Linked DNA regions of Homo sapiens: region 2 is linked to region 1. The links are chromatin loops, found by intact Hi-C in ENCODE. Cell type or tissue: PC-3. All regions are shown on one strand. Links, peaks and the distances in the headings refer to the core of each region. The heading gives the core; the rest is flanking DNA. Region 1 has its middle 37 kb from the start of SLCO6A1. Region 2 overlaps LOC105379104 (a long non-coding RNA gene).

Region 1 (16,305 bases), core at 4,618-12,617:
ACCGATTCCTAACCAATGCAACTTTGTATCCTTAAATGTAATATAAATACCAAATTCATGAAGTCATTAATTCTATTTGAGTTTCACCAGCAGATTCCATTTTTTAACTCTTTTGAGTATGTTTAGAATTAATGTACTAATATTACAGTGTAATTATTTTGGAAAATTTTTAGGAAAACATTTTATCTTCTTACTATAAATTATATATATGTGTATGTATGTATGTATGTGTGTTTGTCTGTGTACATTATCATTAATGTTTAAGTACTGTGTTATGCTTACTAATTTTGTCCCTAGTGTGCCAGTTTTGTTTTGCTTAAAGTAACCAGTTGTTATCTTACAATTGTTCTTGTTGTACTAAATCCTCTGCTACAATTTCTTAGTCACTAGATTTTATCCAGGTTCCTCTACCTTCATGATATGGGATGATAAATACTGGATTCTTGAAAACTTTCGTCTTCTGTTTGCCTTCTTTCAGGTATAATCTCCAGACTTCTACCTGGGTTTTCTCTTTTCCATGGAATCTACACACCAGATTAGACTGAACTATAATATACTGAGGGAAGAAGGGGAGGAGCAAGCCAGTGGGTCTTGGTCATTGACAGTGGAGTATTTTAAACTCCCTTGTACTGGTGTGCCTTACTGCATTGGTAAGCACTGTGGAGAGATGGAATGTGAATTATCTCCCAGAGGAAAGGACAAAAGGCTGAGCAAGCTCCTGATTAACTGCACTGAGTTGTCCAGGGTGTATCTCCTGGGCAAGGAAAACAACAGACCAACAGAGACTGCCCAACTTTTATTTTCAAAACAAGATAATTAAGAATGTTTACTAAATGGCTGCTGTGTGTTATTTTAGATAGTCTATGTATTACGCCCTAAACCAAGTAATTTTTTGCTTTATAAAAATCAATCTGGCAAAAGGATTAGCATATTTCCTCTTTAAATTTCCACAGTGATACTGATGTTGGCCTCTTGTTTCCTGGAAAAAGGCAGCAAACTCAGTTTATGGAATGGTTACTATTACTTGCTAGGACTGAGAAGATAATTTGAAATTTTACCAAGTTCTCTTGTATTTCATAATTCCTACAATACAGTAAATTATGCCTCAGGGAACAAGTTTTGTTTATGTTTTTTGGTTTTGTTTTTTGCAAGGCAAAAGTCTGTAGCAACTGAAGCTAAGAAGACCTCTAGTAAATTACAGCAACATATACAGACTAAAACTTATGAATTGAAGGACATATTCAATTTGGCCTGACTTGTTGGAGTGAAAAGGAAAGATAAAGCTGAAATAGCTATCATGGAACATGAACTAAAAGAGAGAGAGGGGAAAAGAAAAAGACTTTCCCGAATATCGCGCAAGAAAACAAAAATGAAACCACAACAAATGTATATTTTTAATAGCCCTTAAATTCAAATGCACCTCAGGGAATTTCACTTGGATCTTTATAAAATCATAATATAACGCCCATGTCTTACATTTGTCACTATATTTTTGCTACAGCATTTACCAGCTGGAACCTGAGTTCTGCATAAGATGCACAGCCATCTGTAAACTCAGGCATAGTCACTAGGCTGCTGCAAAGCTAAAATCCACTATTCAAGCAGGAAAGAAGAGCAACAACTAATAGAAGAAGGTAACATAAAGGAAAAAAAAATTGTCTATGTTCCTACATAATCTGATTCAACTGAGTTAATCAGAATTAAGGTTCTGACAATTGAAGATGTGCTTACACACAACACCCAGTTTAACTACTTTACTAAAAATACCAGATCAATTCAGTCAACTAGTTAATTCATTTAAAAATGAGAGAGAGAGAGAGAGAGAGAGAGAGCCTGATTGTAAGGTTGAACTAACCTGTGTTTGACTGAACTTTGTCAATTTTGGTCAAAAATAATCAAACCAGAACTGCATGTATCTGGATAAAGTTATTCAAATATCTTAATAATCTTAGCACTTCACCCAGGCTGTTAGGACAATGGCTTAAATGTGTTGGTTTTCCATAAATGCGTGTTGAATATTGTTACAAAGATGTCATGTTTCATCAAACAGTACCTGGTCAGTATTGAGATCCCTTTTAAATGACAGAGGGAAAAACGTCAAAAGATATTTTAGGTTCTGGGATACAATAGGTCAAATTTAATCACACAGACACTTTCATAATGTTTAGAATGTTTCAAAATAGTAATCACTCAGTTATTCATTATTATAAAATATTTTAAAATGAAAGAGATATTATTAAAAGAATTTTAGTAACTGTATAAGAACCCCCTATAAAATGAGTACACATGTGTTAAAGCTAATCAGAATTGCTAATGAAATGACTTCTTTCATGATGGGTTTATTATGCCAAGCTAGTGCCTGTGAAAGTGCTGTGTAAACTTAATGCCTGATCTACCTGGTTTTGACTACTTATTAATAGATGTTTTGTAGTACTTTAATTAGGGCTTTTGGAGGCAACAACAAAAGGCTGATATTTATAACAAGACCTCTTCATATCTTAAATTTCACAACACATGTGCTTTAACAAACCTGAAGTAAATTATAACTGTATAATCTATAATTTGGTATTAATTTCCAATCTTTCCTTTCTTGAAGAAAGCCTCAGTCCTGAAAGGCTAGAGAATTGACTTGGTCCTGGTCTTGGCACAGACTTAGTTTCTTTTTTCTCTTCTATTTATATCTTTGAAACATGGTGCCCTTTTCTGGAGAACCAGAAATGGATCATGTCAACTGAGCCATTTTCTTCCTATCAGTACAGAGCAGCTCCAGTCTCTGTCAGATACCAGTCAGAGTTCAGATTTGCTTCAACCACAAACAGTTACCAATTGTCCGTGAACTACTTTATTTGTTCCTATTGCTATTGCACAAATCTGTGCAATTAAGAACTTTTCTTTAAGGCTGGGTACAGTGGCTAATGCCTGTAATCCCAGTGCTTTGGGGGGCCAAGGTGGAAGGATTGCTTGAGCCCAGGAGTTCCAAGCTACAATGAGCTATGGTCATGCCACCGTACTCAGCCTGGGTGACAAGAGTGAGACCTCATTTCTAAACAAAATTAAAAATAATAAGCTTTTCTTTAAATAATAATTATCCTATTCAACCCATCTAATATGATGTCCTTTCCCTGTCACTGGCAGAAAAAAATATCAAATGATCATTTTGATGATCAAGCAGACACAATTTTTTAAAAAGTCATGTTTAGCAAGAGTAATTTAAACAGAAAGCTTTAGGAAAATGCTGATTACCTCTGAGACATGGCACTATCAAACATGTGCAGAAAACTCAGTCTCTTCAGCAGCAGCATCTGTATTGCATATTGACTTTAAGAACTTAATATACTCTAGGACTATGACTATATATTGTGCGCAAAATATGGTCTGAGTTAGTTTTTTAAAAATGGAGGTAAGAGAGTCTATTCTGTACCTCCAAATGACTTCTGTTAAACCAGTTAACTTCAGTAAATACTGGTTTCCTCAATACTAAGTTGTAGAAATCAACTTTTGCCTCTTACATCACCAGATTGTTGTAAGGGTGTTGCAATAATATGGACATTGACTTCCTCTGAGGGAAGAAATTTGTAAAACATAAACTCACTAAACAAACCTCTTTCCATTAGAGGAATTGAAACAGGATACAGTCCTGAATAAGCCACAGTTTCAAAAAGCAGAGATCACTGGTGCAGGCACACAGGAAGCATGGCTCTATAGCCCATTAGAAGCCATTTATTGTTTTTATATAGAATTTTTACCACAAAACAGACAAATTATTACATACGATAGGTTAAAGGTTTATAGTTAAACTCTCTTATAATTTATAGCTAACCAAGTTTAATGTGCATGGAAAGTTTCTTCTATTAATAGGTTATAGAAATTATTCTCTCAAGAATTTAGAATTGCATCTTTTAACTTAGCTATCTTAAGAGTTGAATCAAACTGCAGTGAATAGTTTATCATATAAACTGCCATACTATAGAAAAGAAATATTCTATAAATTTCTAAACCAGGTGAATTTTCTTAATTTCCTGTACATACTAGTATAGCTCGTAACATTAAACATGGGCAATATATTCAATAGTATAAACAATAGATATTTATATAAGATGAGAAACAATTTAGCCCTGGAATACTCATGGCCACAGTGGGAATGACATCATGATCTTGGCCGGTTCCACTCTTCAGGGACCGATGCTGCTAGGAAACATGAGAAATATGAAGCTTTCCAGCCATTTGGGATGACCATTCTAAATTGAGAATAAAAACAGTTCCCAGTTGCAGTATGTCTTAGAAAAACAATAGAACATCTGACCACTGATAAGAGTCTGCACAGAATAAGAATGGCTTTCCAACATCTTACATTAATGGCTTTTTGACGTCCACTATTTACATGAGAGAATTTTGTGTCCTGGTCCTCTTGGAAAGTGATTAGTCCAATTTACAAAACCCATTGAATACTTATTTTAATGTTCTGGTGTAGAATATAAAATTTAAAACCTCTTGATTTTTTCAAAGATGGATATCCTCTGAAATGTATTTTTCATAGTAAAAATATGGGAGAAAATAATGACATGGTCCTGAATGAACCAATTTCCCAATATTTTCTACTACCCAAATTTTTCTGTTTTATCGATGTAATTCAATGTATCTAAACCATTTAAGAAAATATTCTCTACTTAGTGGGTGGAAGAGGTTTTCATCAAATGAATCAAAGAAGTACAATGAGATAAACTATATTTCTAATTCTTAACATTGCTAGTTTAGAATAATTTAAATTCATAAAGTCTTATTAAAGAGTTTCTTAAAAAATACAGTTTTATTACTGTCAAATTGCCTGTAGCATGGTATGGAAAGTACTAATAGCACTTAGGGCCTTGCATTCTATAGTAAATGCTTATCTTGAAACTGGTTCCACTAAATTACTTGAAAACAATGAATTCTCAAGGCAATTTAAAAATCCTTCTTATGAAGAAAGTCATTGGTAGCTTGAAGGGGATGGCATTGAATCACAGAATTGGAAAAAACTACTTTAAAGTTCATATGGAACCAAAAAAGAGCCCACACTGCCAAGTCAATCCTAAGCCAAAAGAACAAAGCTGGAGGCATCATGCTACCTGACTTCAAAGTATACTACAAGGCTACAGTAACCAAAACAGCATGGTACTGGTACCAAAACAGAGATATAGACCAATGGAACAGAACAGAGCCCTCAGAACTAATGTCACATATCTACAACCATCTGATCTTTGACAAACCTGACAAAAACAAGAAATGGGGAAAGGATTCCCTAAAACCATAAAAGCCCTAGAAGAAAACCTAGGCAATATCAATCAGGACATAGGCATGGGCAAGGACTTCATGTCTAAAACACCAAAAGCAATGGCAACAAAAGCCAAAATTGACAAATGGGATCTAATTAAACTCAAGAGCTTCTGCACAGCAAAAGAAACTACCATCAGAGTGAACAGGCAACCTACAGAATGGGAGAAAACTTCTGCAATCTACTCATCTGACAAAGGGCTAATACCTGGAATCTACAAAGAACCCAAGAAAATTTACAAGAAAAAAACAAACAACCCCATCAACAAGTGGGCGAAGGGCAAAGGATATGAACAGACACTTCTCAAAAGAAGACATTTATGCAGCCAAAAGACACATGAAAAAATGCTCAACATCACTGGCCATCAGAGAAGTGCAAATCAAAACCACGATGAAATACCATCTCACACCAGTTAGAATGGCAATCATTAAAAAGTCAGGAAACAACAGGTGCTGGAGAGGATGTGGAGAAATAGGAACACTTTTACAGTGTTGGTGGGACTGTAAACTAGTTCAACCATTGTGGAAGTCAATGTGGCGATTCCTCAGGGATCTAGAACTAGAAATACCATTTGACCCAGCCATCCCATTACTGGGTATATACCCAAAGGATTATAAATCATGCTGCTATAAAGACACATGCACACATATGTTTATTGTGGCACTATTCACAATAGCAAAGACTTGGAACCAACCAAAATGTCCAACAATGATAGACTGGATTAAGAAAATGTGGCACATATACACCATGGAATACTATGCCGCCATAAAAAACGATGAGTTCATGTCCTTTGTAGGGACATGGATGAAGCTGGAAACCATCATTCTCAGCAAACTATGGCAAGGACAAAAAACCAAACACCGCATGTTCTCACTCATAGGTGGGAATTGAACAATGAGGACATTTGGACACAGGAAGGGGAACATCACACACTGGGGCCTGTTGTGGGGTGGGGAGAGGGGGGAGGGATAGCATTAGGAGATATACCTAATGTAAATGACGAGTTAATGGGTGCAGCACCCCAACACGGCACATGTAACAAACCTGCAAGTTGTGCACATGTACCCTAAAACTTAAAGTGTAATAATAAAAAAAAGAGTTCCATAAAGAAAAAAAATAAAAATAAAATAAAACAAAAGATCAGGTTGCCAGAGGTTTGGGCAGGAGGAAGGAGGAATGAAGAGAAGGATTTGTAAGGCAGTGAAACTACTCTGTATGATCCTGTAATGGTGGCTACAAGTCATTATGCATGTGTCCAAACCCGCAGACTGTACACCTAGAGTGAAGCCTGTGGGAACTTTTGTTTAATGGATACAGAGTTTCAATCTGGGAAATGGATCCTGGTGATGATTGCACAACAGTGCAAATGTACTGAATGCCACTGAATGGTACAATTAAAAATGGTTAAAATGGCAAAAATTTATGTTATGTATATTTTACCATGATTAAAAGAAGAGCAAGAAATCGGTAAACTATGGGCTTTAAGTAATAATTATGTCACAATATTGGCTCATCCATTGTAGCAAATGTATAACACCAATGGGAGCTGTTAACAAGAGAAGTGGCGGGTGGTTAGTGGGTATCTGGGAACTCAGTACTTTCTGCTCAATTTTTATGTAAACCTAAAATTGCCCCAAATATAAAGTCTATTATGTTTGTTTGTTTGTTTGAGACGGAGTCTCACGCTCTGTCCCCCAGGCTGGAGTGCAGTGGCACAATCTCGGTTCAGGGCAAGCTCCGCCTCTCGGGTTCACGCCATTTTCTTGCCTCAGCTTCTCAAGTAGCTGGGACTACAGGCGCCCGCCACCACGCCCGGCTAATTTTTTGTATTTTTAGTAGAGACGGGGTTTCACGATGTTAACCAGGATACTCCCGATCTCCTGACCTCGTGATCCGCCCGCCTCGGCCTCCCAATATATATATTTTTAAAGTCTTTCATATAATTTTGCAAAGAAAAAGTTTATCCCTCTTCTAAATTGAAGTAGGCTTTCCTATAATTGCACATATCTGAAAAGAGACACAAATTTCATGTAAAATGAATGAAATTTTATCAGGAAATTAACTTTGAAAATTAATGTATGTACACCGCTGTATGTAGAATGAGGTTTTACCTTTTGTGCTTTTAAAAATTTGCTGCTTTTACTTTTATATAATGTTATTGTCAGTCCCAGAATATATATGAACTCCTAGAAGATAGAAACCATGCTTTATTTATCTTTCTTTGCATCTGCTGGACCTAGTATTGTGTCTGCCATATATTCAATACTGAATTAAAGTCGAAGGATAAATAAATAGATGTCATGAATGATCTCAAGTCAAAGAGCTGCATAATCATCTCTTTATATATTCATTTTACATATTAATTCTACTACTAACATACAAAATGAAAAAAAGAGATAATTTGAAATTATAAGGGTTTCTTGCTTTCTCAGTACTCTATTTCAACATATCATTTTACCTTTAAGAAAATACATTTTTCACTAGTTAGTGTCTTAGATTCACAAGAGGTTATATAGCACCTGATCCAACTTCAGACAGGAACTGGAGCAGTGGTTGCCATGGACTGGGAGTGAAGAGAAGGAATGAAATGCAAAGAGGCATACATAAACCTTTTGAGATTAAAGTATTCCATGTCTTGTTTGTTGCCATGATTACACATTATGCACATTTGTCAAAAGTCATTGACTGTACCACTAAAAAGGCTGTCTTTTACTGTTCAAACCTTTGTCTAATTGGTTTTGGATTTTTGTTTCCTCAATATTGAATATTTTAATGTTCAATTAACCTGACATGCCAAAAATCGCCTGAGAGAAAGGCAATTTTCTCCTACTACTTTTCTCCTACTCTAGCTTCATGTTATTTTCTGTTTTTGTTTTATACATTTAATTAGATTTTGTTTTATGCATTTGATTATTCTTTGGGATTTTCTTACCTTGAGAGCATAAACTACTATTGAGAAATATGATTCAAAATAAAATAAGAATGTTCAGACAAAAAGTAGGGTAAAAATTGACATGAAATTCCTCCAATTCAAATGTAAATGTAAATTTTATAAACATTTATCTTCATATATACACTAGGTGGAGCCATTTGCTTAAGCTAGTTGTAGGAAAATTGACAGTGTATGTTTAATTTTGTAAGAACCTCCAAACTTGTTTTCCAAAGTAGCTGTCCCATTTTGCATTCCCATCAGCAACATATAAAAGTTCAATTGCTTCATATCCTTATTGTCACTTGGCCACCCATTTATTTTAGTCACTCTAATAGCTGTATAGTAGTATCTCATTATAAATTTAATTTAGATTTCCTTAATGAGTAATAATGTCAAGTATCTTTTCACATGCTTATTTGCTTGCTTTATATCTTCTTTGCTGAAATGTTTATTCAAATCTTTCACCCAATGTTTATTGGTTTGTTTGTTTGTTTTAATGCCTTGCAATTCTTTGCTGAAAACTGGAAATTTCAGATAATATATTGTAGAAACTCCAAGTTCTGGTTTCCCACTTCCCAGGCTTGTCATTTTCATTTATTTGTTTATTTGTTAGAGACTGGCTAGATTATTTTAGTGAAGTCTATTCCCTATGCCCACTCCCCCGCCCTTCAACACACACACAAAGTGTTAAGTCTCTGTTGATGCTTCTCAGTGAAGCACAGATATGCCTACAGTTACCCTATGATGTGACATAATGACAGTGGTATTTGTAGGGTTTTTCTTCCTTTCTTTCCCTAACCATACTCATTAATGTTAAACTCCATTAATTGCCAGCTGGTTGTTCTATTACTTTCAACAATGTCCTAAGGCAGAAATTTCCCTGCAAATTAATTCAACCAAACTGTGGCTTTTAGGAAAAAAATAGATTTTGAGGTCAGTGTTTGATATTTGTCCTGACCTATGAGGACTCCTCCCAATGGTCTCATTCTCTGATTCTCTCCTACAAACCTGCTAGCCTACAGTCTAAGATGCATTGTCATTAAATCCAAGAATCTCCTCCCAAATGCCTTTCACCACAATCTCCACTATTATTGAGAGTATTCTTAAGCTTGAACTTCTCCACGCTGTGTTGCAGTGAAGTCAATTCCTTTGAGATGAGATTAGAAACTGTTTTATGGCCTGATTCTTCTCCCAGGTGAACTTGCTGAGCTGGACTCAGGAACTGGGTGTGGGAACAATGGAAAGCTTTTCTCTGCATGACCACCCTACTCTAGGGGCTGTGCATTCAGTGATGGGAGGGGAGGAAACAGCCAGAGATCCTCTCAGCTTGCCTGTCCTGTCACGGAACCACTGCCTCATGAACCTATGGGAAGTGCATTCAGGACCCCAGTATTTTCAGTACTCCATCTCTCATTAGCAATCACCTGAAATTTAGCCTCAGCAACGGATAGCTAGGGCAGAATGAGAAGTGTGGAAGACCTCCAGGGACTGAAGCTGCAGCAGCCTCATGTTCTTGACTACAGCAGTTTGGAGTAGAGTCTCTACCTTGTTGAACTGGTAAGGCAGAACGAAAAGGCAGACTTGGTTCAAATATCACAGACTCTCACCTTTCATACCAATCTTTCATAGATTTTCTTGAATAGATGTTTTTGAATTTGCGGTTTGTACTTAGGGCCATTTCCAGAAGCTTTGAATGGTTGTTTTAAAATACTTTTCACCAGTTCCACTGAGGAATGAGTCAGGGGATCTACTGACAATGTCATGGCACAGATTGATTGACTCAAACTGTTTGTTCTTTTTCTATGTCTGTGGTTCAATTAACATTTCTATGTCTGTGGTTCAATTAACATCAGTCTATGCTGATGTTGAGCATAGACTATGTGCCAGTACCCAGTGCCATAGGTATAATATCCCTGCTCTTGAAGAGCAAATGATCTAGTGAAAGATACAAATAAATAATTACAACTCTAAATGATAAAAGCTGGAATTGAAAAGTATATAAAGTACAATGGAAGCCCAAAGGAGTATTTGACAGCTTTGAGGATGGAGGTGGAAACAACATGGAAGATCCCATGAAAAGTATTAGAATCAAAGGATAACCTGGGTAAGCTTCAGCTCTGCTAGACCCACTGTCCTTTAAAACCGTTTTAAATAAAAACAGTTAATGTAATTGTAATATCAGATAACAATATTGTTATAGACAATTGAATTTTTTAATCTTTATGAAATAAAAGCATCTGAGACTTTATCTATAATATGTAATCCAAGGATATCACATTAAGCAAATACAATTTCAAGTCAGGGTCCCCAGCTTTCCCACTTCTGCTAATTCCAGTTGTACCCTTGAGCCCTTTTTATATAGAAATCTAAAGTCTCCAAAATTTGTGGAAGAGAGGGTACAGTTCTGTATTATCATGGTAGCCTCTAAGAACAAAGGAATAGGTGGCAGGTTCACTTACTTTCTAACATAGCACTGTTAAATTAGTTTATCCATGGACAGTCTCTGTTCTTATTTCTCTGTTCCCATAAATATATCCCCTATTCCAGAATCAGCTACAAAACATAAAATACATCTCAAAAAGAAAGAAAAAAACCCACAAGGTTTGGCAAAAGAAAGAAGAAAAATAAAACTGAGTCCTCTGTCTTGCCTCATCGCCTGGACTGGTATGTGAGTTTCTTATTCTGATGTAGGTGGAAAGGCCCATTGGCTTAGCCTAATTCATAAACAGCCTCCATTGGGCTGGACCAGTGTTGAGCAAAAACATTCAAAATATCATGACTTTGGCTAAAGAGCTTGGAGCAATTGAGATGGTGTCTGGAAAGTCATAAGAGCTGGTGCATGCCTGGGATGCAGCATATAACCTGCTTTTTACCTATGAAATGGAGCTTATTCATTCTACCTTTAAAGGGTCTTACATACCTGCAATATTCTACTTGAACAAACTATGTGTACATCTATGACCAGTGGTTTTATTATTATGACTATGACTCCTCCAGCTTAGTACAGCTATCCTGTTCTTTCTTTTGTTACTTTGGCCAAAGTATAGTCATGGACATTAACAACCTCTATCTGATAGTGATAGTTAATTTTATGTGTTAACTTTGCTGGGCTAAGGGATGTCCAGATAGCTGGTAAAACATTATTTCCGGGTGTGTCTGTGAGGGTGTTTCTGAACGAGGTTAGCATTTGAATATGGACACTGAACAAATAAGATTGCCCTTACCAGGGTGAGTGGGCATGATCTAATCTGTTGAGGGCCTGAATAGAACAAAAAAGGCAGAAGAAGGGCGAATTTGCTCTCTCTGCCTTGTGCTGGGATATCCATCTTCTCCTGTCCTCAGACATCTGTGTTCCTTGTTCTCAGGTCTTTGGACTCAAGCCAGGACTGACACCACCATCAACCCCTTCTCTGCTACACAGGACTTCTGACTCAGACTAAATTACATTGTCAGCTTTCCTGTTTCTCCAGCTTCAATATGGCATGTTATAGGATACCTCAGCCTCCATAATTATGTAAGCCAATTCCTATAATAAATCTCCTTATATAAATATACATGTATATATATGTGGGTGTATATATATGTCAATATATTAGTCAGGGTTCTCCAGAGCAACAGAGCTAATAGGATATATGGATACCTATTTTTTCATACATGAAAATATGTATTTTATTTCAAAATATGTATCCATATATCCTATTGGCTCTATTGCTCTGAAGAACCCTGACTAATACACTGACACAGACAATATTATAAATACGATTGCATTCAGACACTTGATCTTTGACTCAGGCATCTCGAGTGGTAATAATGACATATTATCACCATGAGGATTAATGATGGATTTTCTTCACCATGTACACGTTTGAATATAGGCTGACTGGAAATGAGTCAGAATGATGGAGGAGAATGAAGTTGTAGAGTTTCCATAGCATATTAGATTTTTTTTCCTTATTGAGATATCATCATAGATCATAATTCGCTTGAGATTAAGTGACTGACTCTATATAGTCTTGTCAGAAAGAACTGAACAAATGTCAGCCTCTCTTCTAGTGAAGTCTCTCTTTGTCTCATAGGACTTGCAATAATGCTATTGTTGTAGTATCTTTTTTGAATTATGTCAGAGTCACTGAAATCTCTTGGCACCAGGTTCTGAAAAAGACATGTTGAACAGTGAGAAATGGAGGAGCGGTGTGATTAATTGTCAAGAGAGAGAAGCACAGAAGCATAACTCTTCTTCCTGACAGATGCTCCAGCTGATTACATACAGTCAAGTAACAGAGTTGTTACAGATATTTGGCCAACTGTTTTAGGTACCATCTGCTCATTTTCCCCCAGAAGAGTAACCCCTTTTCAAAGGTTAAAGGGAAAGTTAAAAAGCCTGTTTAGACACTTCACAAATTTTCACCAATTTCCAGAATTGTGAGTCACTTAAATGAAATGCAAAGAAAAATTAACATCATAAGGGCAAGGGCCATCAGATTTGAGCTGGACAGAAAAAAAAAAGATTACAAAGCAAATAAATACAGCTTGTCATTATTTCTTTTGTACTTTCTTTCTGCAGACTGAGTCAACCAGAATCCATATCATAAGCTGGACATTTATGTTACCCATAGGAATTCCTGTTATGCATCCTCTTATGTTTGAATGAAATAGATAAGGCAAGTTTGGGAAAGGGGTGGTGGATAAGAAAAGAAGTATTTGCAGAGAATCCATAGGTGTATCCAAAAGAAAACTCAGCAGAGAAGGCACCACTGTTTTTTCTTCAAAACTGTAATTACCTAGTCAGTTCTCCTTGCCCACTGCACAGATAAAACCAGTTCACTGAGACAGCAAGATTGCAGTAAAGAGATTTTAATAATCCCAGGGTTAGCCAAATGAAAGGATGGGACTAATTACACAAATCAGCCTCCCTGAATACTTTGAGACTAGGGTTTTTCAAGGACAGTTGGTAGGCAGGGGACTAGGGAATGAGGAACTCTGATTGGTTGTATTGGGGATGCAATCATAGGTTGTCAAAGCTGTCTTCTTGCACTAAGGTGGTTCCTGGGTGGGGGCCACATGACCAGATAAGCCAGTTTCTTGGTATGGGTTCCTGGTTCAGGTGGGGCCAGCTGGCCCATCAGAGTACAGGGCCTGGAAACTACGAGTCTTAGGTTTTACAATAATGATGTTATCTATAGAAGTAAGTGAGGAGGTAACACATCTTGTGACCTCTGGCTACATGACTCCTGAAGCATAAATTTAACCTTCTGGCTAATTTGTTAGTTTTAGAAAGTGGTTTTGGTCCCTGAGCAAGGATGGGGCTGGCTTTGGGAAGGAGCTCTTATTATCTTTGTTTTAAAGTTACACTATCAACTAAGTTCCTCGAATAGTTAACTTGGCCTATACCCAGGAATGTACTAGGGCAGCTTGGAAGATATAAGCAAGATGGAGTAAGTGAGGTTCGATTTCTGTTACAATTTTTGCAAAGGAAGTTTCAATACCACCTAGGAGCTAAAAGGTACATTTTCCATTTGCTATGGATTTTAAGCCTGAAAGCATCTGAGGAAGTGTAGTGTGGTAGTTAAACATTGATGTCAGGTAGATTCACATGCAAATCCCAATTCAGCCACTTACCAGCACTTTATGTAATCTTGGCCAAATTGCAAATCTACATCTCATCTTCTTCGCATTATTGAAAGGGCCTCCAGAATATTCATATCAAACAACACCATGGATGATCTAGTCATAGAGAACTCCATATAAATTGTGCCTCCTTCAGTTAATAATGTGACTAGCCCTGTGCTTGATATACAGTGAGATTAAAAACGGCAGTTGTTAAATAGTCAATGTTCCAGCCTCTGCTGTAAACAAAAATGAGGAAGTTCTACAAATGTTAGTGTAGCATAGGGGTAAAAACATGAGTGATAGAGCCAGACTACAAGTATTCTAATATTGAGTTGTGTGCTTACTATCATGTGACCATGGGCAGTTTATTTTACTCTTGGTGCTTGAGTTTCTTCATTAGTGAAAGGGGGATAATAATAGTCCTTACTTTTGAGGGCTGTTGTAAGCATTAACTAAGTTAATACATATAAAACAATGGGAACAAAATCTGGTACATAGAAAACAATAAATGTGTTAGCTATAATTATTTATAGGTTATGTGAAAAGCTATCCTAAATGTGTTGTTAAGGTGAAAAAGCAAAGTGCTGCATACCTGAAACAAATAGGGGAATTTCACATATTTTTACTTACACATATATAAAATTTTCTTGCAAGAATTGCTAAGAAACTAATAACATTAATTACCTAGCTGGAGGGGAATTGAGTAGAAGGCGGAGAGAGAGTTTTCACTGTAGGACTCTTCATGCTTTTTGAATTTTGAGCCTTCTAAATGTATTAACTGTTCAGCAATTAAATTTTAAAATATAGCTAATATTATTATTACAATCAAATTGATATCACTTACCTTATTGCTATTATTATCCTAATCAAATATTGGGTAGCAATTATCATATACCATAATACACAATGTATTCAATGGAATTCAAGGCATGTTATCCCAAAATATGGCACCTTGGCATATTGAATACTTTAAGATGAAGAAATTTGAGAAACAGGATATATGAAAAGGTGTCTCTGACCTTTCCCACATCCTTCTCCCCTGAAGCAGGTCATAAAAACTAGGAAGGATTTTTCTGACCTTCCCCTGAAGAAGGTTGTAAGGCCTTCATGTGAGACGTGCCCTCCCATCCCATATGTGGAGGAAAGGAGTATTCTTATCTCTGAAGACACACAGAACAGAGAAGAATCTGAAAAAAAGACTTCGCTAAGTTCCCCCCAGTTTACCACCACTGGGTTGTACTCTTTGCCCTTTCTCCATGACAATCCACTCTTTATCAAATTGGTATAAAAAACACACTCGGGGCTGGGTACGGTGGCTCATGCCTGTAATCCCAGCACTTTGGGAGGCCGAGGCAGGTGGATCATCTGAGGTCAGGAGATCAAGACCAGCCTGGCCAACATGGTGAAACCCTGTCTATACTAAAAATATAAAAATTAGCCGGGTGTGGTGGTGTGCCCCTATAGTCTCAGCTACTCGGGAGGCTGAGACAGGACAATCACTTGAACCTAGGAGGCGGAGCTTGCAGTGAGCCGACATCACACTACTGCACTCCAGCCTGGGTGACAGAGACAGACTCCATCTCAAAAAAGAAAAAAAAAAGTAGGTTTAACTGTTTCTTCAGGTCTTTATTTCCTATGAAGGCTTCGTGTTCCATTAAATTTATATTAAATAAATCTGTATGCTTTCTCTTGTTAATCTGTTTTTGTAAAAGGGCCTTAGCCATGAACCTAGGATTGATGAGGAAAAGACATCTTCCCTCCGCTACATATTACACAAAGGAGATATTGGATGTCTCATTCAAGAGCATTTATTTGGACACAGCAGACACATACAAGCCTGCAACACAAGAAAATACACCATGAAAGTTGTATGTAGACCACATGTTGGGGTGGGTGGAGGGGATGGCAGTGGGATAAGTAGAAGGACAGAGTGACCATTCTTGTTTGCACTCTCAGTAAAGGCTTGAAGGAAGCATTACCTTTCAAAAACATTCCAGGTAGAAGAAATGTTATGATTTGATGACATAAGATGGTATATGATTGGGAAACATCAAGAACTGTAAGGCATAAAAGAACACAGAATATGACTAATGCTGGAGTTTGGAAGTAAGTAGCTTTATTCATGTTTCAACTAAGAGTATTTTCTGCTAGGTGGAATAAATAAATGTGTGGGTGTCTGCACACACACGTGGAAGTGTGTTTAGCTAGGAATATATATTGAATGTGAAAGGTAATTATGCAGCAGAAAGGAGAAACTTTATTAAAAATAACCACATTGATTGATCAACCCTACAATTGTAACTTTCAAACATCTATGTAAATAGAGTAGCAATTAATAATTGTTATCTTCTCACAGAAGTATAGAAGTCTGAGGCCTTTAGAAAATGAGTTTGTAATTTCAGTTTACAAAGCCTGAATCAATTTAATTGTAGAGCATAGATATTATTCTAAT
Region 2 (16,305 bases), core at 4,218-12,217, 140 kb after region 1:
GTCACTTTATAAGTAAATTGCCAGAAGTTATTCAATCTTGATCAAATTCTTAACGGCATGCTCTTCTTGGTTTCATCACCAGATACCTGCCCCAGAAATCTCACATCTTATCCTGGACTTTGTCACAACAGCTTTCTAATTTTCACCTGTTCCAGTCTCTTTTGATTCTGGTGGTGATTTATTCCTCTCTACTGGAGTTCTCAGCCATCTAGTCCATACAAACTGCACCAAAACACAAGAGAGATCAGAGCCCCGCTTTGTACATGGCCCGCTCCCCCGTCCATTCCAGTTTCCTGCCCTCTACTGGCCATGACGGTCATCACAGTGCCCTCCTCATTCCTAACTTTTAAATACACTTGAGACCGCCTGATTAATCTTGCACTAAGAAAAACAAAACAAAACAAACAAAAAACAAAAACAAAACACTCACATACAATGTTTTTAATGCTTGAAAAGTACCGGAACAATTATTTTTTCAACCAATGTAACCCAGGTGTGGGATATTTTGGGGATGGGGGTGGCAGGGAGAGGAGGGGTGAAAATCCTCCTGTATCCGCAAATAAGTTATTGGCAGAAAGGCATTAACGTGACTTACAAAGACTTCAATTAGTTCTCAAAATACCTCTTTCTTACACTGCCTTCTCTGCAATTTTTTTTCAATGAAGAATACATTGTGTTCTTCCTTGGAAGGCCACGGAAGCAAGAAATGAGATGAAAGCCGCACACGTAGTGTGCATCCATGTTACCTTGGAAATTATTGAATGTGCTTCTCCCCGAGTTTCCTTTCCTTTGAGTTTCAAGTTGTTATAAATGTTACTTTCCATAGACTACTAAGGATCTCTTTAAAGTGACCTGTCCATTTTCAAATCATCAAACCTATTTTTTAAAGATGGCAGGAATATTTTGTCACAGCATTTAAAAATACATCTTAATAGAACTATTACAGTAGCGTGCATGGCTGAGTTTTCTAAATTGCATTCTGCAAGTCTCATTTTTATTTATGTCAAATTGAAAATACAAATTGTAAATACAAATGAAACTTCTGTGGTCTGAATGTTTGTGTCTTTCCAACACTCTTAAGTTGAAATTCTAACCCCCAAAAAAACTTACCACGGGAGGAGACAAGATGGCCGAATAGGAACAGCTCCGGTCTACAGCTCCCAGCGTGAGCGACGCAGAAGACTGGTGATTTCTGCATTTCCATCTGAGGTACCGGGTTCATCTCACTAGGGAGTGCCAGACAGTGGGCGCAGGTCAGTGCGTGCGCGCACCATGCGCGAGTCGAAGCAGGGCGAGGCATTGCCTCACTCGGGAAGCGCAAGGGGTCAGGGAGTTCCCTTTCCGAGTCAAAGAAAGGGGTGATGGACGGCACCTGGAAAGTCGGGTCACTCCCACCCGAATACTGCGCTTTTCTGATGGGCTTAAAAAACGGCGCACCACGAGATTATATCCTACACCTGGCTCGGAGGGTCCTACACCCACGGAGTCTCGCTGATTGCTAGCACAGCAGTCTGAGATCAAACTGCAAGCGGCAGCTAGGCTGGGGGAGGGGCGCCCGCCATTGCCCAGGCTTGCTTAGGTAAACAAAGCAGCAGGGAAGCTCCAACTGGGTGGAGCCCACCACAGCTCAAGGAGGCCTGCCTGCCTCTGTAGGCTCCACCTCTGGGGGCAGGGCACAGACAAACAAAAAGCAGTAACCTCTACAGACTTAAATGTCCCTGTCTGACAGCTTTGAAGAGAGCAGTGGTTCTCCCAGCACGCAGCTGGAGATCTGAGAACCTGCAGACTGCCTCCTCAAGTGGGTCCCTGACCCCTGACCCCTGAGCAGCCTAACTGGGAGGCACCCCCCAGCAGGGGCACACTGACACCTCACACGGCAGGGTATTCCAACAGACCTGCAGCTGAGGGTCATGTCTGTTAGAAGGAAAATTAACAAACAGAAAGGACATCCACACCAAAAACCCATTTGTACATCACCATCATCAAAGACCAAAAGTAGATAAAACCACAAAGATGGGGAAAAAACAGAACAGAAAAACTGGAAACTCTAGAAAGCAGAGCGCCTCTCCTCCTCCAAAGGAACGCAGTTCCTCACCAGCAACGGAACAAAGCTGGATGGAGAATGACTTTGACGAGCTGAGAGAAGAAGGCTTCAGACGATCAAATTACTCTGAGCTACGGGAGGACATTCAAACCAAAGGCAAAGAAGTTGAAAACTTTGAAAAAAATTTAGAAGAATGTACAACTAGAATAACCAATACAGAGAAGTGCTTAAAGGAGCTGATGGAGCTGAAAACCAAGGCTTGAGAACTACGTGAAGAATGCAGAAGCCTCAGGAGCCGATGCGATCAACTGGAAGAAAGGGTATCAGCGATGGAAGATGAAATGAATGAAATGAAGAGAGAAGGGAAGTTTAGAGAAAAAAGAATAAAAGAAATGAGCAAAGCCTCCAAGAAATATGGGACTATGTGAAAAGACCAAATCTACGTCTGATTGGTGTACCTGAAAGTGATGGGGAGAATGGAACCAAGTTGGAAAACACTCTGCAGGATATTATCCAGGAGAACTTCCCCAATCTAGCAAGGCAGGCCAACGTTCAGATTCAGGAAATACAGAGAACGCCACAAAGTTACTCCTTGAGAAGAGCAACTCCAAGACACATAATTGTCAGATTCACCAAAGTTGAAATGAAGGAAAAAATGTTAAGGGCAGCCAGAGAGAAAGGTCGGGTTACCCTCAAAGGGAAGTGCATCAGACTAACAGCGGTTCTCTCGGCAGAAACCCTACAAGCCAGAAGAGAGTGAGGGCCAATATTCAACATTCTTAAAGACAAGAATTTTCAACCCAGAATTTCATATCCAGCCAAACTAAGCTTCATAAGCGAAGGAAAAATACAATCCTTTACAGACAAGCAAATGCTGAGAGATTTTGTCACCACCAGGCCTGCCCTAAAAGAGCTCCTGAAGGAAGCACTAAACATGGAAAGGAACAACTGGTACCAGCCACTGCAAAATCATGCCAAAATGTAAAGACCATCAAGACTAGGAAGAAACTGCATCAACTAACGAGCAAAATCACCAGCTAACATCATAATGACAGGATCAAATTCACACATAACAATATTAACTTTAAATGTAAATGGACTAAATGCTCCAATTAAAAGACACAGACTGGCAAATTGGATAAAGAGTCAAGACCCATCAGTGTGCTGTATTCAGGAAACCCATATCACGTGCAGAGACACACATAGGCTCAAAATAAAAGGATGGAGGAAGATCTACCAAGCAAATGGAAAACAAAAAAAGGCAGGGGTTGCAATACTAGTCTCTGATAAAACACACTTTAAACCAACAAAGATCAAAAGAGACAAAGAAGGCCATTGCATAATGGTAAAGGGATCAATTCAACAAGAAGAGCTAACTATACTAAATATATATGCACCCAATACAGGAGAACCAAGATTCATAAAGCAAGTCCTGAGTGACATACAAAGAGACTTAGACTCCCACACATTAATAATGGGAGACTTTAACACCCCACTGTCAACATTAGACGGATCAACGAGACAGAAAGTCAACAAGGATACCCAGGAATTGAACTCAGCTCTGCACCAAGCGGACCTAATAGACATCTACAGAACTCTCCACCCCAAATCAACAGAATATACATTTTTTTCAGCACCACACCACACCTATTCCAAAATTGACCACATACTTGGAAGTAAAGCTCTCCTCAGCAAATGTAAAGGAACAGAGATTATAACAAACTATCTCTCAGACCACAGTGCAATCAAACTAGAACTCAGGATTAAGAATCTCACTCAAAACCGCTCAACTACATGGAAACCGAACAACCTGCTCCTGAATGACTACTGGGTACATAACGAAATGAAGGCAGAAATAAAGACGTTCTTTGAAACCAACGAGAACAAAGACACAACATACCAGAATCTCTGGGACGCATTCAAAGCAGTGTGTAGAGGGAAATTTATAGCACTAAATGCCCACAAGAGAAAGCAGGAAAGATCCAAAATTGACACCCAAACATCACAATTAAAAGAACTAGAAAAGCAAGAGCAAACACATTCAAAAGCTAGCAGAAGGCAAGAAATAACTAAAATCAGAGCAGAACTGAAGGAAATAGAGACACAAAAAACCCTTCAAAAAATTAGTGAATCCAGGAGCTGGTTTTTTGAAAGGATCAACAAAATTGATAGACCGCTAGCAAGACTAATAAAGAAAAAAAGAGAGAAGAATCTAATAGACACAATAAAAAATGATAAAGGGGATATCACCACCGATCCCACAGAAATACAAACTACCATCAGAGAGTACTACAAACACCTCTACGCAAATAAACTAGAAAATCTAGAAGAAATGGATAAATTCCTCGACACATACACTCTCCGAAGACAAAACCGGGAAGAAGTTGAATCTCTGAATAGACCAATAACAGGATCTGAAATTGTGGCAATAATCAATAGCTTACCAACAAAAAAGAGTCCAGGACCAGATGGATTCACAGCTGAATTCTACCAGAGGTACAAGGAGGAACTGGTACCATTCCTTCTGAAACTATTCCAATCAATAGAAAAAGAGGGAATCCTCCCTAACTCATTTTATGAGGCCAGCATCATTCTGATACCAAAGCCAGGCGGAGACACAACAAAAAAAGAGAATTTTAGACCAATATCCTTGATGAACATTGATGCAAAAATCCTCAATAAAATACTGGCAAAACGAATCCAGCAACACATCAAAAAGCTTATCCACCATGATCAAGTGGGCTTCATCCCTGGGATGCAAGGCTGGTTCAATATACGCAAATCAATAAATGTAATCCAGCATATAAACAGAGCCAAAGACAAAAACCACATGATTATCTCAATAGATGCAGAAAAAGCCTTTGAGAAAATTCAACAACCCTTCATGCTAAAAACTCTCAATAAATTAGGTATTGATGGGATGTATTTCTAAATAATAAGAGCTATCTATGACAAACCCACAGCCAATATCATACTGAATGGGCAAAAACTGGAAGCATTCCCTTTGAAAACTGGCACAAGACAGGGATGCCCTCTCTCACCACTCCTATTCAACATAGTGTTGGAAGTTCTGGCCAGGGCAGTTAGGCAGGAGAAGGAAATAAAGGGTATTCAATTAGGAAAAGAGGAAGTCAAATTGTCCCTGTTTGCAGATGACATGATTGTATATCTAGAAAACCCCATTGTCTCAGCCCAAAATCTCCTTAATCTGATAAGCAACTTCAGCAAAGTCTCAGGTTACAAAATCAATGTACAAAAATCACAAGCATTCTTATACACCAGCAACAGACAAACAGAGAGCCAAATCAGGAGTGAACTCCCATTCACAATTGCTTCAAAGAGAATAAAATACCTAGGAATCCAACTTACAAGGGATGTGAAGGACCTCTTCAAGGAGAACTACAAACCACTGCTCAAGGAAATAAAAGAGGATACAAACAAATGGAAGAACATTCCATGCTCATGGGTAGGAAGAATCAATATCGTGAAAATGGCCATACTGCCCAAGGTAATTTACAGATTCAATGCCATCCCCATCAAGCTACCAATGACTTTCTTCACAGAATTGGAAAAAACTACTTTAAAGTTCATATGGAACCAAAAAAGAGCCCGCATCGCCAAGTCAATCCTAAGCCAAAAGAACAAAGCTGGAGGCATCACACTACCTGACTTCAAACTATACTACAAGGCTACAGTAACCAAAACAGCATGGTACTGGTACCAAAACAGAGGTATAGATCAATGGAACAGAACAGAGCCCTCAGAAATAACGCCGCATATCTACAACTATCTGATCTTTGACCAACCTGAGAAAAACAAGCAATGGGGAAAGGATTCCCTATTTAATAAATGGTGCTGGGAAAACTGGCTAGCCATATGTAGAAAGCTGAAACTGGATCCCTTCCTTACACCTTATACAAAAATCAATTCAAGATGGATTAAATACTTAAACATTAGACCTAAAACCATAATAACCCTAGAAGAAAACCTAGGCAATATCATTCAGGACATAGGCATGGGAAAGGACTTCATGTCTAAAACACCAAAAGCAATGGCAACAAAAGACAAAATTGACAAATGGGATCTAATTAAACTAAAGAGCTTCTGCACAGCAAAAGAAACTACCATCAGAGTGAACAGGCAACCTACAAAATGGGAGAAAATTTTTGCAACCTACTCATCTGACAAAGGGCTAATATCCAGAATCTACAATGAACTCCAACAAATTTACAAGAAAAAAACAAACAACCCCATCAAAAAGTGGACGAAGGACATGAAGAGACACTTCTCAAAAGAAGACATTTATGCAGCCAAAAAACACATGAAAAAATGCTCATCATCACTGGCCATCAGAGAAATGCAAATCAAAACCACTATGAGATACCATCTCACACCAGTTAGAAGGGCAATCATTAAAAAGTCAGGAAACAACAGGTGCGGGAGAGGATGTGGAGAAATAGGAACACTTTTACACTGTTGGTGGGACTGTAAACTAGTTCAACCATTGTGGAAGTCAGTGTGGCGATTCCTCAGGGATCTAGAACTGGAAATACCATTTGACCCAGCCATCCCATTACTGGGTATATACCCAAAGGACTATAAATCATGCTGCTAGAAAGACACATGCACACGTATGTTTATTGTGGCATTATTCACAATAGCAAAGACTTGGAACCAACCCAAATGTCCAACAATGATAGACTGGATTAAGAAAATGTGGCACATATACATATACACCATGGAATACTATGCAGCCATAAAAAATGATGAGTTCATGTCCTTTGTAGGGACATGGATGAAACTGGAAAACATCATTCTCAGTAAACTATCGCAAGAACAAAAAACCAAACACCGCATATTCTCACTCATAGGTGGGAATTGAACAATGAGATCACATGGACACAGGAAGGGGAATATCACACTCTGGGGACTGTTGTGGGGTGGGGGGATGGGGGAGGGATAGCATTGGGAGATATACCTAATGCTAGATGACGAGTTAGTGGGTGCAGTGCACCAGCATGGCACATGTATACATATGTAACTAACCTGCACAAAGTGCACATGTACCCTAAAACTTAAAGTATAATAAAAAAAAAAAAAGAAATTCTAACCCCCAATGTGATGGGTATTAGAAGGTGGGGATTTAGCGAATTATTGTCCTTATAAAAAGAAAGCCCAGAGAGATCCCTTGCCCCTTTCACCATGTGAGGACACAGTGAGAAGGCACCATCTGTGGACCAGAAAGCTCTCCCTCACCAGACAGTGAATCTGCAAACACCTTCAGTTTGGACATCTCAGCATCCACAACAATGAGTAATGAATTTCTTTGTTTATAAACTACCCTAGTCTGTGGTAATTTGTTATAGCAGCTCAAATGGACTAAGATAGAACCCTTAAAAACCCAACTATCACATTACATACTTGTTACAAATTGTTTCCCCACTGCCATCATATACAAAGACAGATTAAGCTCTGAGTAAATTTCTGTAACCTTTCATTTTCCTATCCAATCACTGTTCACGATAATTATAAGCAAAGGGGATTACCTAAAGGCAGATAACCAGAGGGAAAATAAGCAAACCAAAAAGAGTGTATAATCTTCATATTAGATTGAATAATTTACAGTTAACAATATATTTTATATTGTGTTTGTAGGTTAACGTTTTTATCTGATAAAATACAGTCCACTCTAAAATAGATAGCTACAGAAGATACATTTTTAAATTAGTAAGATTTATTACTATTATTCACATTGATTTAGTGTAACTTAATGATTTAGGAGAAAAAATCACTTTATATTTTAAATTTTTTTGAAAATATTATACAAAATGGTCTTCATAGCACAAAAATGAGGTTTCAAATTGGTTTTGGTTCATAAAGATGGCTCAATTTTTACAAGTGGGTGTGTTTGTTGACCTGAACAAGAATTGGTTTTGATTCCCTTCACTATAGTTCTCAGGCATTTTTACTTTTGAGAATTCCAAGATGGTCTATGTATTTTCTTAGAAAATGAGGTTGGCAAATAAGTCACTAACTCAGTTTGTACACTGCAAATTGATAGAAAAGTAACAGTTTCTATTTATCACCTAATTTCCTCTTTAGTTTTCAATAAAATGAAAAAGTGAGCAGATTCATTCAGCAAAAGATTAAAATACATTCCCAAGTAGACCTACAGGAAAATCTAATTTATAGAAAATACAACATTAGCCTCTTTAATTCTTAAAAGACTAGCCATAATTTCAAGTAGTCAGTTCACTGATGCATACACATTTTTGGCTCAGGATATATGATTACTCACCTCATATGATTGTGTGGCTTGACTTTGGCTGGCTTACTTTCAATCGTTGCAGAAACATTAATATCCAGAAGTTAGTTGGAGAGTAACATATGCCAACTAGGTATGAGGTAGTTTGTCAATAATCTTGTAACTTTCCACAATATAACCTCACCATCCTTTTATATTGACAGTTTTTGATTACAGAAATGAATTGAAATTTTTTTCTGAAGGCAATTCATCTTGGTTCTGCATACTAAAAACCAGCAAGGTAATGCGGTGCAAAGTTACATGCCACCTCATGATTAAAGGAGTTTAATTCAAAATGTCCAAAGCAAACTTTTAATAGCACAAACAAAATCATATGTTCAAATGTCATGGACTTTGACAACTTTTCTCTCCACCGTGCCAAGATAATGGACTTTGAAGCCACAGAGACATGGCTCCATCATTTGCTAACTGTGGGATCTTTGTGAAACTTAACCTCCAGAACTTCATTTCCTTACTGGTAAAGTGGGGTGAAGGGTTCACAGAATTACTGGCAACTGTAAAATGAGCTAAAGAGATGAGGGGAGACCTGAACCATTGCATGGCATATATGGACGCCCAGTAAATGTCAATTTCACTTTCCTTATCTCCAAAATACTTTAGTAATATGCCTTTAATTGTAATTTTGACCTTGCATTTTACATAAACCCCTAAGTCTGAGGTACTTTTACAATTTGGATACCAATCTTTCCAATAAAGTTGACTGCTATCTCTTCTGTGTAATTTCAACAGCAACAGAAAGTCCCCCTGACTTTAAAAGCATTTCTGTTTGCTCTGCTCATGCCTGAAGCTTCTTTTACCAAGAATAAAGGCATTTATTCTATAATTATAGATAAACTAAAAATATAAATTCCCTGTAGAGAGATAACACCATGACTTAAATTCACACCAGCTTTTAGAGGACTGATAACAGAGAGTTTTCTTTGATTAATTGGGGGAGAGCAGAGGTGAACATGCAGGAGAAGTGCAATGTGGTAACCTGGGCCGGAAGAGAGTCCACAGAGGGAGGAAAATGATCTCAAAATAAGGACAAAGTCAAAGACAATTTTCAACAACCACACAAGTTTTTTCTCCAGACCAGACCCTGCAAAAGGAGATATGATTGACATCACAATGGCTTTTTCAGAAAACAACTTTTTGTCTAATAGTGGTAGAGAATCCAGTTTAAATTACAGGTGTACATTACTGATCAGACCAAGGCATTTATATGATTGGAGATGGTAACACTAGACATATGTCCACAGTGGGATAGACTCTGCTCACAGGCGCTGCTGGTAGGTAGAGCGGTGTGTGTCTTTAACATTCACTTGGTGTTATCACTTGATGTTTCCAGACCTGATTTCCCCATGGTTTGAGGAATAAATAAACTATTGAGAGTAATTTAAAGAGAAGCCACAGAAAGTATTAAGTATCAAGGTTTTCAAACCAATTGGTGTTTCTAACCCCTTACCCTATGGAATGGCTAGGGGTTCCACTGGATGCTCTAAAATTATTCTGGACACACCAAGCAGTCAACAACAACAACAAAGAAACAAAGGGAGGAAGAGTTTTTTTCTGTTTTCAGCCCAACATCAATGGCTCTTTGTGTCATGCTTCAGCCCAAGACACATAACCCGCTGCTTTTGTCAGGTCCATAGCCTAGTGGGAAAATATCAGGTGATTTAAGCAAATTCTGAAAGCACCAAACTGTCAGACTTGAGTATTTATGGTCTTTGATTGCAAACTTACAAAGAACAGAGACCATGTATATATTCTGAACCAGCATCCTATGCATATACAGGGATTATTAAACGATAATATTTTATTGTAGAAGGCATTTAAATGTCCTCTCTGACTGTCAGGCTAAGGTACTTAAACTGTAATGCACATTTTGTCTTCATTCTGAAGTCAGTGCCTTCCTGGTGGTAAAATATTCTTCCTCATACCTCCCTCACTGAAGTTAATAAAACCTTAGTCGTCCTTTAGAACGAGGCTAAATACAATTTCGTCTTAAAGCATTTCTCTGGTTATTCTGGGCAACACTTAAACTTCTTTTATAATTAAAGACAGTATGATGAGCTAGTACTTTACATTCTCATTTTTTTCCCTTGTGTTAGTCTTGATTTTAGAACCTTTTCCTCAGCTGTGTTGTCAGTTCACACGGTGAGGACCATGCCTTATCATTCTGATACCAAGCCCATTTCCATTTATTCTTATCTCATGGTATATGATTTTTTAAAGTAATTTGATTAATTGAAATTTTGTTAGATTATTAAAATCCACATGTCACCATTTGTTAGAGACACAATATTGTGTCGCCCCAAAATTCATATTTTGAAACTCTAACCCCCCAGTGTGACTACATTCGGAGACAGGGCCTGTGAGGAGCTAGGAAAAGTTAAATGAAGTTGTAAGGGTGAGACCCTTATCTGATAGGACTGATGTCCTTATAAACGGAAAAAACACTGGAGCACTTCCTCTTCACCATATGCGCGAAGGTGGCCATCTGCAAGTCAGAAAGAGAACCCTCACCAGAAACAGACCCTGTTGATCCTTGATGTGGGAACTTTTAGCCTTCAGAACTGTCAGAAAATAAATTTCTGTTTTTTAAGCTACTTAGACTCTAGTCTATGATATTTTGTTATGGTAGCCTAAGCCTACTAATACATCACTAAAATCTTAAAAAAAAAAACGCCTGATTCAAGGAAGCAATATGCAAATCCAATAGACATGTTTTCAATTTAGAGAACGAACTGTGTTCACAGCCATAAGAAGTCCATTTTTTGTTTTAATAGTGCAAAGAAATAAAACATTTGCACAATTCTAGTGGAAACTTTTGCCTTGCACTTTCGGCAATGTAGTGGCAATCTTAGAAAAAGACCATAAAAAGAACTAAATAAATTCCTTATAAATTTAGAATGAAAAACGAAGTCAAAATAAATATTTTAAAAACAAAACCACTAATTTTAAAGTAATAAAAATCACTACATAATAGTTGCTTTGCTTAAAAACAACTTTATAGTAAAGCTCCTGTAAGCAGTGCCTCTCAGATGCTGGCATTAATCAACAAAGTCTAAGATTGCATTGGAGCCCCTAGCTTAACAGTTTTTGGCCACCAATAGGGGGCAGCAAGGCACACCAGATCCCTCAGTGACACTTGAGGGAGGCTTGCCAGGTTAGCTAGGAAGTGTCTAGGAGGCATGGCAACATCAGATATGCAGAAAAAGAAATCCATACATCAGATAAGGCACTAGTAGGAGGAGATAGTGAGAATACACAGATCAAAATTTCATTCACGCCAATGGAAAGCATGGAGTGGAACTGAGATGTTTATGCTTCTAGAAATCGTATGTGTCAGCATCTCTTAATTCTACTAAATCTGACAAAATCATCCATAATGTTTAGAATTCTTCTGTCCTGATTTCTCATAGTTAAAACTAAGTGCTTTTTCTTTTTCTTCTACTCAATTCCTTTAAGCCTGCATGGAAAGTAGCTCCACAACATCTTAAAGAGTACATTGGCCTATAATAAAGGGTAGGTTGACTGTTTTTCTCCCCAGAAAAGAGAAGAATTTTCAGTATTCCATAATTGCAGAAAAATACTTTGGTCCAAAAGTAGACTAGTCTTGCCTATCAGAATGTGCCCAGAGAGCTAGGTCCTGAAAGCAATTAAACCTAGTTCTAAAAGATCTTGAGCATAAGAAAATTGGAACTGTTTGTTTAATTCCTTACTAGATATTACATTGACATGCCTTTAGAGTTACTATGCATTTGATAAATATAGGAAAAGACAGTAAATATTTTGCTGATTAGTCAAAAATATATGGGCTGATAGATTGATTTCCTCACTTCAGCCACAAAGTAAAGAACTTCCAGCCTTCCCAATTTATAGAGCAAATTTTAGAATGTTTCTGTGCAGAATGTTTTACAGAGAGTGATAACGAAAAGGAGCTCAGAGCTTATTTTCTGTAGGATGTATGTACAGCTCTGACTCAGACCTAAGTATGGAATAGAACACTCCTTGCTCTTTCTCCACTGAGCAAAGTCCAAATGTTGATCATGTTAGAAGAATCAACTTCTTCTAACGCAGGTGGGCACCATCCAATCTAATCTGTTGAGAATGAGAATTAACAAATTGGCAGAGGAAAGGCAAATGTGCTCTCTCTCCTTAAACTGGGACATTCATTTTCTCCTGCCCTCAGACATCAGTGCGCCTGGTTTTTGGATCTTCAAACTCAAACTGGGACTTATGCCATTGGCTCACCTGGTTCTGAGGCCTCTGGTTTTGGACCAGACCTATACCACTGGCTTTCTTGTCCTCCAGCTTACAGACAAGACAGCAGATTCTGGAACTTAGCCTCCATACTTGTGTGAGCCAATTCCTCGTAATAAATCTTTGTCTATCTGTTTGTATATCTACGTACCTATCCCATTATTTGTTTCTCTGGAGAACCCTGAATAATACAAATATGCTACCTTTTCTGATTTCTTTTTTCTTTTTTTTTTTTTTTTGGTAGAAGGAAGGGCTTTATTCAGCTGGGAACATCAGTAAGCTACTGCCTTAAAATCCGAGCTCCCCGAGTGCACAATTTCTGTCCCTTTTAAGGGCTCACAACACTAAAGATTTCACATGAAAGGGTCGTGATTGATTTATTATTATTATTATTATACTTAAAGTTTTAGGGTACATGTGCACAACATGCAGATTTGTTATATATGTATACATGTGCCATGTTGATGTGCTGCACCCATTAACTGGTCATTTAGCATTAGGTATATCTCCTAATGCTATCCCTCCCCCCTCCCCCCACCCCACAACAGTCCCCGTTGTGTGATGTTCCCCTTCCTGTGTCCATGTGTTCTCATTGTTCAATTCCCAACTATGAGTGAGAACATGCGGTGTTTGGTTTTTTGTTCTTGCGAGAGTTTGCTGAGAATGATAGTTTCCGGCTTCATCCATGTCCCTAAAAAGGACATGAACTCATCACTTTTTATGGCTGCATAGTATTCCATGGTGTATATGTGCCACATTTTCTTAATCCAGTCTATCATTGTTGGACATTTGGATTGGTTCCAAGTCTTTGCTATTGTGAATAGTGCCGCAATAAATATACCTGTGCATGTGTCTTTATAGCAGCATGATTTATAATCCTTTGGGTATATACCCAGTAATGGGATGGCTGGGTCAAATGGTATTTCTAGTTCTAGATCCCTGAGGAATCGCCACACTGACTTCCACAATGGTTGAACTAGTTTACAGTCCCACCAACAGTGTAAAAGTGTTCCTATTTCTCCACATCCTCTCCAGCACCTGTTGTTTCCTCACTTTTTAATGATTGCCATTCTAACTGGTGTGAGATGGTATCTCATTGTGGTTTTGATTTGCATTTCTCTGATGGCCAGTGATGGTGAGCATTTTTTCATGTGTTTTTTGGCTGCATAAATGTCTTCTTTTGAGAAGTGTCTGTTCATATCCTTCGCCCACTTTTTGATGGGGTTGTTTGTTTTTTTCTTGTAAATTTGTTTGAGTTCATTGTAGATTCTGGATATTAGCCCTTTGTCAGATGAGTAGGTTGCAAAAATTTTCTCCCACTCTGTAGGTTGCCTGTTCACTCTGATGGTAGTTTCTTTTGCTGTGCAGAAGCTCTTTAGTTTAATTAGATCCCATTTGTCAATTTTATCTTTTGTTGCCATTGCTTTTGGTGTTTTAGACATGAAGTCCTTGCCCATGCCTATGTCCTGAATGGTATTGCCTAGGTTTTCTTCTGGGGTTTTTATGGTTTTAGGTCTAACATGTAAGTCTTTAATCCATCTTGAATTAATTTTTGTATAAGGTGTAAGGAAGGGATCCAGTTTCAGCTTTCTACATATGGCTAGCCAGTTTTCCCAGCACCATTTATTAAATAGGGAATCCTTTCCCAATTGCTTGTTTTTCTCAGGTTTGTCAAAGATCAGATAGTTGTAGATATGCGGCATTATTTCTGAGGGCTCTGTTCTGTTCCATTGGTCTATATCTCTGTTTTGGTACCAGTACCATGCTGTTTTGGTTACTGTAGCCTTGTAGTATAGTTTGAAGTCAGGTAGTGTGATGCCTCCAGCTTTGTTCTTTTGGCTTAGGATTGACTTGGCGATGCGGGCTCTTTTTTGGTTCCATATGAACTTTAAAGTAGTTTTTTCCAATTCTGTGAAGAAAGTCATTGGTAGCTTGATGGGGATGGCATTGAATCTATAAATTACCTTGGGCAGTATGGCCATTTTCACGATATTGATTCTTCCTACCCATGAGCATGGAATGTTCTTCCATTTGTTTGTATCCTCTTTTATTTCCTTGAGCAGTGGTTTGTAGTTCTCCTTGAAGAGGTCCTTCACATCCCTTGTAAGTTGGATTCCTAGGTATTTTATTCTCTTTGAAGCAATTGTGAATGGGAGTTCACTCATGATTTGGCTCTTTGTTTGTCTGTCATTGGTGTATAAGAATGCTTGTGATTTTTGCACATTGATTTTGTATCCTGAGACTTTGCTGAAGTTGCTTAAGGAGATTTTGGGCTGATACGATGGGGTTTTCTAGATATACAATCATGTCATCTGGAAACAGGGACAATTTGACTTCCTCTTTTCCTAATTGAATGCCCTTTATTCCCTTCTCCTGTCTAATTGCCCTGGCCAGAACTTCCAACACTATGTTGAATAGGAGTGGTGAGAGAGGGCATCCCTGTCTTGTGCCAGTTTTCAAAGGGAATGCTTCCAGTTTTTGTCCATTCAGTATGATATTGGCCGTGGGTTTGTCACAGATAGCTCTTATTATTTTGAGTTATGTCCCATCAATACCTAATTTATTGAGAGTTTTTAGCATGAAGGGTTGTTAAATTTCCTCAAAGGCCTTTTCTGCATCTATTGAGATAATGATGTGGTTTTTGTCGTTGGTTCTGTTTATATGCTGGATTACATTTATTGATTTGCATATGTTGAACCAGCCTTGCATCCCAGGGATGAAGCCCACTTGATCATGGTGGATAAGCTTTTTGATGTGTTGCTGGATTCAGTTTGCCAGTATTTTATTGAGGATTTTTGATTCAATGTTCATCAAGGATATTGGTCTAAAATTCTCTTTTTTTGTTGTGTCTCTGCCAGGCTTTGGTATCAGGATGATGCTGGCCTCACAAAATGATTTAGGGAGGATTCCCTCTTTTTCTATTGATTGGAATAGTTTCAGAAGGAATGGTACCAGTTCCTCCTTGTACCTCTGGTAGAATTCGGCTGTGAATCTATCTGATCCCGGACTTTTTTGGTTGGTAAGCTATTAATTATTGCCTCAATTTCAGAGCCTGTTATTGGTCTATTCAGAGATTCAACTTCTTCCTGGTTTAGTCTTGGGAGGGTGTATGTCTCCAGGAATTTATCCATTTCTTCTAGATTTTCTAGTTTATTTGCGTAGAGGTGTTTATAGTATTCTCTGATGGTAGTTTGTATTTCTGTGGGATCGGTGGTGATATCCCCTTTGTCATTTTTTATTGCGTCTATTAGATTCTTCTCTCTTTTCTTCTTTATTAGTCTTGCTGGCGGTCTATCAATTTTGTTGATCTTTTCAAAAAACCAGCTCCTGGATTCACTGATTTTTTGAAGGGTTTTTTGTGTCTCTATTTCCTTCAGTTCTGCTCTGATCTTAGTTATTTCTTGCCTTCTGCTAGCTTTTGAATGTGTTTGCTCTTGCTTCTCTAGTTCTTTTAATTGTGATGTTAGGGTGTCAATCTTAGATCTTTCCTGCTTTCTCTTGTGGGCATTTAGTGCTATAAATTTCCCTCTACACACTGCTTTGAATGCGTCCCAGAGATTCTGGTATGTTGTGTCTTTGTTCTCATTGGTTTCAAAGAACGTCTTTATTTCTGCTTTCATTTCGTTATGTACCCAGTAGTCATTCAGGAGCAGGTTGTTCGGTTTCCATGTAGTTGAGCAGTTTTGAG

The links. Peaks named below come from ENCODE experiments on the same cell type or tissue, not always from the same donor. Only the 100,000 strongest peaks of a DNase experiment are listed, where the experiment ranks them.
Region 2: it touches region 1 in a loop (2.7-fold over the local background); 2 of 110 quality-filtered maps call a loop at or near these places.

Annotation. Positions count from the first base shown.
Region 1 is chr5:102,528,133-102,544,437 of GRCh38, forward strand. No RefSeq gene overlaps it. Among named protein-coding and RNA genes, the nearest start is that of SLCO6A1, 37 kb to the left of the region's middle. In PC-3, for the core only: CTCF peaks have their summits at 8,397 (motif pointing right) and 8,597; no DNase peak of the experiment used is centred there.
Region 2 is chr5:102,670,117-102,686,421 of GRCh38, forward strand. All of the region lies in intron 2 of LOC105379104 (a long non-coding RNA gene), which reads left to right. It overlaps LINC00491 (long intergenic non-protein coding RNA 491), which reads right to left and starts at 1,348. Exons shown (of 2, transcript NR_103756.1): 1 at 1,111-1,348. RefSeq lists a silencer at 225-324. In PC-3, for the core only: CTCF peaks have their summits at 11,485 (motif pointing right) and 11,687; DNase peaks (open chromatin) are centred at 8,365 and 11,485.